2 separate regions of the Homo sapiens genome follow, and region 2 is linked to region 1. A link is a contact called in ENCODE Hi-C data. All regions are on one chromosome and are shown on one strand. The core of a region is the stretch at or near the end of the contact, and the rest is flanking DNA. Distances in the headings are between cores, read along the strand shown. Region 1 holds the start of DECR2 (2,4-dienoyl-CoA reductase 2). Region 2 holds the start of CIAO3 (cytosolic iron-sulfur assembly component 3).

Region 1 (2,879 bases), core at 180-2,679:
GTGCAGCGTCTCACTCCTGTCATCCCAGCACTTTGGGAGGCCGAGGCAGGTGGATCATCTGAGGTCAGGAGTTCCAGACCAGCCTGACCAACATGGTGACACTCACCTCTACTAGAAATACAATTAGCCCAGCGTGGTATTGTGTGCCTATAGTCCCACTTGGGCGCACTGAGGCTGAAGCAGGAGAATTGGGAGGCTGAGGCAGGAGAATTGCTTCAACCCAGAATGAGACTCCGTTTCGAAAAAAAACTTTTTTTTTTTCCTGCAGAACACTCAGAGAGAATTGTCAATACCTGTCCTTGGAGAACATAATTTAAAACTTGTTTTCTTTTTTTGAGATGGAGTTTCACTCTTGTTGCCCAGTGCAATGGTGCGATCTCGGCTCACTGCAACCTCCACCTCCCGAGTTCAAGTGATTCTCCTGCCTCAGCCTCCCAAGTAGTTGGGATTACAGGTGTGCGCCACCACACCCGGCTAATTTTTTGTATTTTTAGCAGAGACGGGGTTTCACCATGTTGGCCAGGCTGGTCTCGAACTCCTGACCTCTGGTGATCTACCCGCTTCGGCCTCCCAAAGAGCTGGGATTACAGGCGTGAGCCACTGCTCCTGGCAAAAGATCAAAATTTTAATAGAAACTTGAAAATGTTGCCAATTGAAAAAAAGAAAAGGAAAAAAAAAAAAGGATCCGCCCATTAGCCGAGTGAGGGCAGGTGACCGGGGAGGATCGACCTTTGCCCGGGCTGCCTTCTCTTGTGAACACCAAGGCGTTTGCAGGAAAATGAAGAGCTGCTGGGCAAAACCTGGCATTCCTGGGCCTTCTGGGTCTTCCGGAAAAATGATTTCAACCTAAAATTTTCTGTTAAGAAAGAGGCCAGGTTGGGCCGGGCGCGGTGGCTCACGCCTGTAAATCCCAGCACTTTGGGAAGCCGAGGCGGGTGGATCACCTGAGGTCAGGAGTTCGAAAAGAGCCTGACCAACACGGTGACACCCCCTCTCTACTAAAAATAAAAATTAGCCGGGCTGAGGCAGGAGAATCGCTTGAACCCGGGAGGCAGAGTTTGCAGTGAGCGGAGATCGTGCCACTGCACTCCAGCCTGGGCGACACAGCGAGATTCCGTCTCAAAAAAAAAAAAAGAAAGAAAAAAGAAAGAAAGGAGCCAGGCAAGACAGGTTTCCTAACACGCGAGCCCTCGGGGACCACGTGGGGGCGCCGGCGCCCGCGGACCGGACCCCGCACCAAGGCTGCGCTCGCTTCCCAGGCCCCGCTCACCGCAGCAGGTCCGGGCAGAAGAGGTGGCGGTACGCGGGGAGACAGTCGTCCCCCTCCACGTCGGGCGGCGGCTGGGCCATGGCGCTCCCGTCGGGGACTGCGGGGACAACGGGCGGGAGCGGCCTCGGCCTCCAGGACCCGGCGCGCAGCTGCGAACTCGCCTGGAACCGGGAGCCCCGCCCCACTCCCCGGACGCCCCGCCCCTGCCCTGATTGCTTCCCGGAGGCCCCGCCCCTCCCCCGAATTCTCCCCGGAGGCCCCGCCCCCGCCCGCGGCCTGCTGGGACTGGAAGTCGGCGCGCGAGGCGCAGGCGCATTGCGGGGCCGGGGGCGCGGTTCCCGCGGCAGAAGCTCGGCGGTCTGCGGGTCTCCTCCCCGAGTCTTTTTCACAGGTATTCGGCGTCAGCGCCGCGTTCAGAGCCTCCAGGACTTGTGGGATACCCCTGGCTCCTGGGTCCAGGCCAGGCTCGCAGCCTCTGGGCTCCCCGTTCGCCTCCCCGTAAACACCATGGGGAGGGCCGGGGCCCAGGGAAGCGCGGCCAGCCCCGCGCCGCTTCCCAAAATGACCCGTTTTGAGGCCAATAAAGAAGGGTCCGGGGCCGGGCGCGGTGGCTCACGCCTGTAATCCCAACACTTTGGGAGGCCGAGGCGGGCGGATCACGAGGTCAGGAGTTCGAGACCATCCTGGACAACATGGCGAAACCCCCTCTTTACTAAAAATACAAAAATTAGCCGGGCATTGTGGCGGGTGCCTGTAGTTCCATCTACTCGGGAGGCTGAGGCAGGAGAATCGCTTGAACCCGGGAGGCGGAGGTTGCAGTGAGCCGAGATCGCGCCACTGCACTCTATCCTGGGCGACAGAGCGACACTCCGTTTCAAAAACAAAAACAAAAAAAAAAGGGTCCGTTACTTCTGTTCCGCGTGGGGGCCCGGGCGGGGCTATGCCGCGAACCCAGGACGGGGCGCCCCGCCCGCACCACTGTTGGAAGACGGGGGTCCGCGACGGCCACGGGGGAAAAACACGCAGGGCCGCTCCTGAGCTGAACACACCCGCGGGCCAGCGGCTTCAGGGGCGTGACAGAGCCGCCAGCGCTACAGTAATGGCTGCCAGGCCCTTTCTGCGCTGGTTGGCCTCAGCCCGCCGGCCCCTCTCTGCCCCTTCCCCGGGAAGGCAGCTTCTCCTTTGGCGGGATCACAGCACCGGCTCGCGCCTAGCTTGGGTTCTCCGGATTGCAGGCTGGTGGTCTCTGGACCCCTGCCTGGCTCATACATCCAACAACGTTATGGAACTGGGTGTGCAAAACTTCCTCTTTACTGTTCAACTCCTTACAACTTGCATAAAGGCGTCATTTCTACCTCAGAGCTGGGGGAAGTCATAATTAGTGTACCACCCATGTGCTGGGCACAGTGAATTTTAATGCCTCCCCTTTAGAGGAGAGGTTATGATAATGTGAAGACCCCCCCCCACCACAAAGGTTGTCCGGCACTTTGGTGCAAAAAGGATTGGTCCAATCTTGTGCTGGCTTGGGGTACAGAAAGGCACTGAAGTTGGTGGCTCAAACTCCTCTGGGCTGGGGTGGGGCAGAGGTGAACAGGGAAGTAAGTGGTTT
Region 2 (2,653 bases), core at 1-2,500, 340 kb before region 1:
AAAAGTCCCCATAAAACTGGCCATTAGACATGTAACTGGCCATATGATGCCAGATATACATGTAACTGGCCAGGCGCGGTGGCTCATGCCCGTAATCCCAGCGCTTTGGGAGGCTGAGGTGGGTGGATCACTAGGTAAGGAGTTCAAGACCAGCCTGGCCAACATGGTGAAACCCAGTCTCTAATTAAAACTACAAACATTAGCCGGATGCAATGGCAGGTGACTGTAATCCCAGCTACTCGGGAAGCTGAGGCAGGAGAATTGCTTGAACCCAGGCGGCAGAGGTTGCAGTGAGCCGAGATCGCGCCACTGCACTCCAGCCTGGGCAACAGAGTGAGACTCTGTCTCAAAAAAGAAAAAAAAAAAAGTGAGTCGGGGTCGGGCGCGGTGGCTCACGCCTGTAATCCCAGCACTTTGGGAAGCTGAGGCGGGCAGATCACGAGGTCAGGAGTTCGAGACCATCCTGGCTAACACGGTGAAACCCCGTCTCTACTAAAAATACAAAAAATTAGCCGGGCGTGGTGGTGGGCGCCTGTAGTCCCAGCTACTCGGGAGGCTGAGGCAGGAGAATCGCTTGAACCCAGGAGGTAGAGCTTGCAGTGAGCCGAGATCGCGCCATTGCACTCCAGCCTGGACGACAGAGCGAGACTCTGTCTCAAAAAAAGAAAAAAACGAAAAGCGAGTCGGCCCACAGGGTCCTGTTTCAGGGTCTCCCAGGGGCATGGACTTTTCCAGACTGGTCTCCAAGATAACAGAAAAAGGGGCTGGAGGCCCTGGGAGCGGCTCCCCAGGAAGGGGAGACCTCGTGCCTATCCATGCTTTCTTCCCTGCCTGAATTCCCCAACACGAGCTGAGCGCCTCCTGTGTGCCAGGCGCGTTCCGGGTTCTTGGGTTGCATCCGGGAGCACCTGGTCCGCAGGTACGCAGAGGATGAGGAAATGGACGGAGCCAGATCCCCTCCGCTTCCTTGTGAAGGCGGAGAGACTCCGGGGCCGGAGCTGCGGCGCTGGCCCGACCAACCCCTGCGCCCCCTGCACCCCAACCCGGGGCCTGGGGCGCGCGGGAGGTGGACGAAGCGGTAGGTCCCGGGTTCCCGCGAGGTGGGCGGGGAGCCGCAGCGCCGGGGCTCGTCAGCAGAGGGCGCCGGCCCCGGGACGAGGTGCGCATGCGTCCTGGGGGCGCTTTCCGGCAGCGTGGCGGAACCAGCCACTTCGTTTCGCGCCGTTTAGCGACACCTGCGCGCGGCGGCAGTGCGGCCGTCATGGCGTCGCCCTTCAGCGGGGCGCTGCAGCTGACGGACCTGGATGACTTCATCGGGCCGTCTCAGGTGGGCCGGCCTGGGCGGGCGGGGTCGAGGCTGCGCTCGGTGCCCTGTCGCGCGGAGGGAAATTGCTCTGCGCCCCACTTCCTCCCCTGAGGAATGAGATCCGAATCCCGGGAGCCCGGTCTGGGCCGTCAGGGACTCTATCGACCCGGGCGCGGGGCCTCAGACACTGAGGCCCGCTTCTTACCAACAAGGAAACTGAGGCCAGGGAGGGCGGCGCCCCCCAACCCGCTCCTGTGCCCCATGGTGTCCGGGCGGGCTGCGTGGGAGGGTCCCGTGGTCGCGGGCTCGCGCCGGCCTGCCCAACCCAGAGGAGGCAGCAGAGGCGGCTCCCACACATCCCTAACCCTAACCCGACCCCTGGGTCGCAGCTGGAGGGCGGCGGGGCCCGGGCCGGGGCCTCTTCCCCTTCCCCTGCGCAGGACGCCTTGTCAGGCCTCAGGACCCCCAAGCCACAGCCTTTGCATCTGCATAAACGGGTGCGGTGGGGACCCCACCTCATTTGAGGGCAGTAGGGGCGGCCCGCTAGACGCCCCGCAGTGGCTCCTCAGTAGAGCTGTCCTTAACGTCGCCCTGGTGGGCCGGACAGCTACCCTTGAACCCGGGAGGCTGCAGGCGCCCTTTTCTGGGTGCACCTGCCTGTCCATGTCCAACAGCCCCGCGGGGCCAGAGCTGAGCAGGGCGAGAGGCGGGCTGCTGGGAGCGCTTCCGGCAGGGATGAGCTGGGAGGCGGCTTTCTGGGCTGCCAGGGTTCTCAAGGAGAAGAGAGAGAAATCCACTTGTTTCCCGGGCACTGAGCAGGAGGTGGTCTCCAAACAGATCCAAGCACACGTCCTCTCGATGGGCAGTGCAACTCTGGTCTCTGTGGTGGTCACGCCCCCTGTTCACGTGAAGGGTGAAGGTCAGTGTTGGTGGTGTCTCCGCAGGTGGGTAGTTTGCAGGCGCTGTTAGCACTGGCCTTCCTGCACACTGGGAACTTCAGTGCCGCAGGATGTTGGGAACCCGATCCCTGGGTGAGAGCAGTGGGGCAGGAAGAAGACGGTGGGACCAGCCTCAGTCCCTGAGTGCATGGCTCCTGGCAGAGCCTTCAGGCTGTGCGGCTGGGCAGCCATCCTTGAGGCCTGGCCTCCCAGGGAACCTCCGCCCACTCACAGGGGCTGATTTGGGGTCTCTTCCTGCTCTAGGAGTGCATCAAGCCTGTCAAAGTGGAAAAAAGGGCGGGAAGTGGCGTGGCCAAGATTCGCATTGAAGATGACGGGAGCTACTTCCAAATTAACCAAGTAAGGCACAGGAGGCTGCTCCACCATCTCTCCTGCCCGGCTGATCCGA

The links. A loop is a pair of places that touch in the nucleus more often than their neighbours do. Pooled maps may share reads with other maps.
Region 2: a map of naive thymus-derived CD4-positive, alpha-beta T cell shows a loop between it and region 1 (21-fold over the local background). The contact joins the promoter of CIAO3 here to the promoter of DECR2 in region 1. A Hi-C loop is called at or near these places in 2 of 168 maps with a recorded cell type or tissue (CD8-positive, alpha-beta T cell and naive thymus-derived CD4-positive, alpha-beta T cell), 1 of 37 single-sample maps with no recorded cell type and 5 of 50 pooled maps.

Annotation. Positions count from the first base shown.
Region 1 is chr16:400,435-403,313 of GRCh38, reverse strand. It overlaps DECR2 (2,4-dienoyl-CoA reductase 2), which reads right to left and starts at 1,429. Exons shown (of 9, transcript NM_020664.4): 1 at 1,271-1,429. The coding sequence starts at 1,350. NME4 (NME/NM23 nucleoside diphosphate kinase 4) reads right to left here. Exons shown (of 5, transcript NM_005009.3): 5 at 2,560-2,879. RefSeq lists enhancers at 1,864-2,449, 2,297-2,606.
Region 2 is chr16:739,594-742,246 of GRCh38, reverse strand. It overlaps CIAO3 (cytosolic iron-sulfur assembly component 3), which reads left to right and starts at 1,250. Exons shown (of 11, transcript NM_022493.3): 1 at 1,250-1,327; 2 at 2,509-2,604. The coding sequence starts at 1,262. RefSeq lists silencers at 845-1,124, 1,195-1,254, 1,625-1,924 and an enhancer at 1,108-1,703.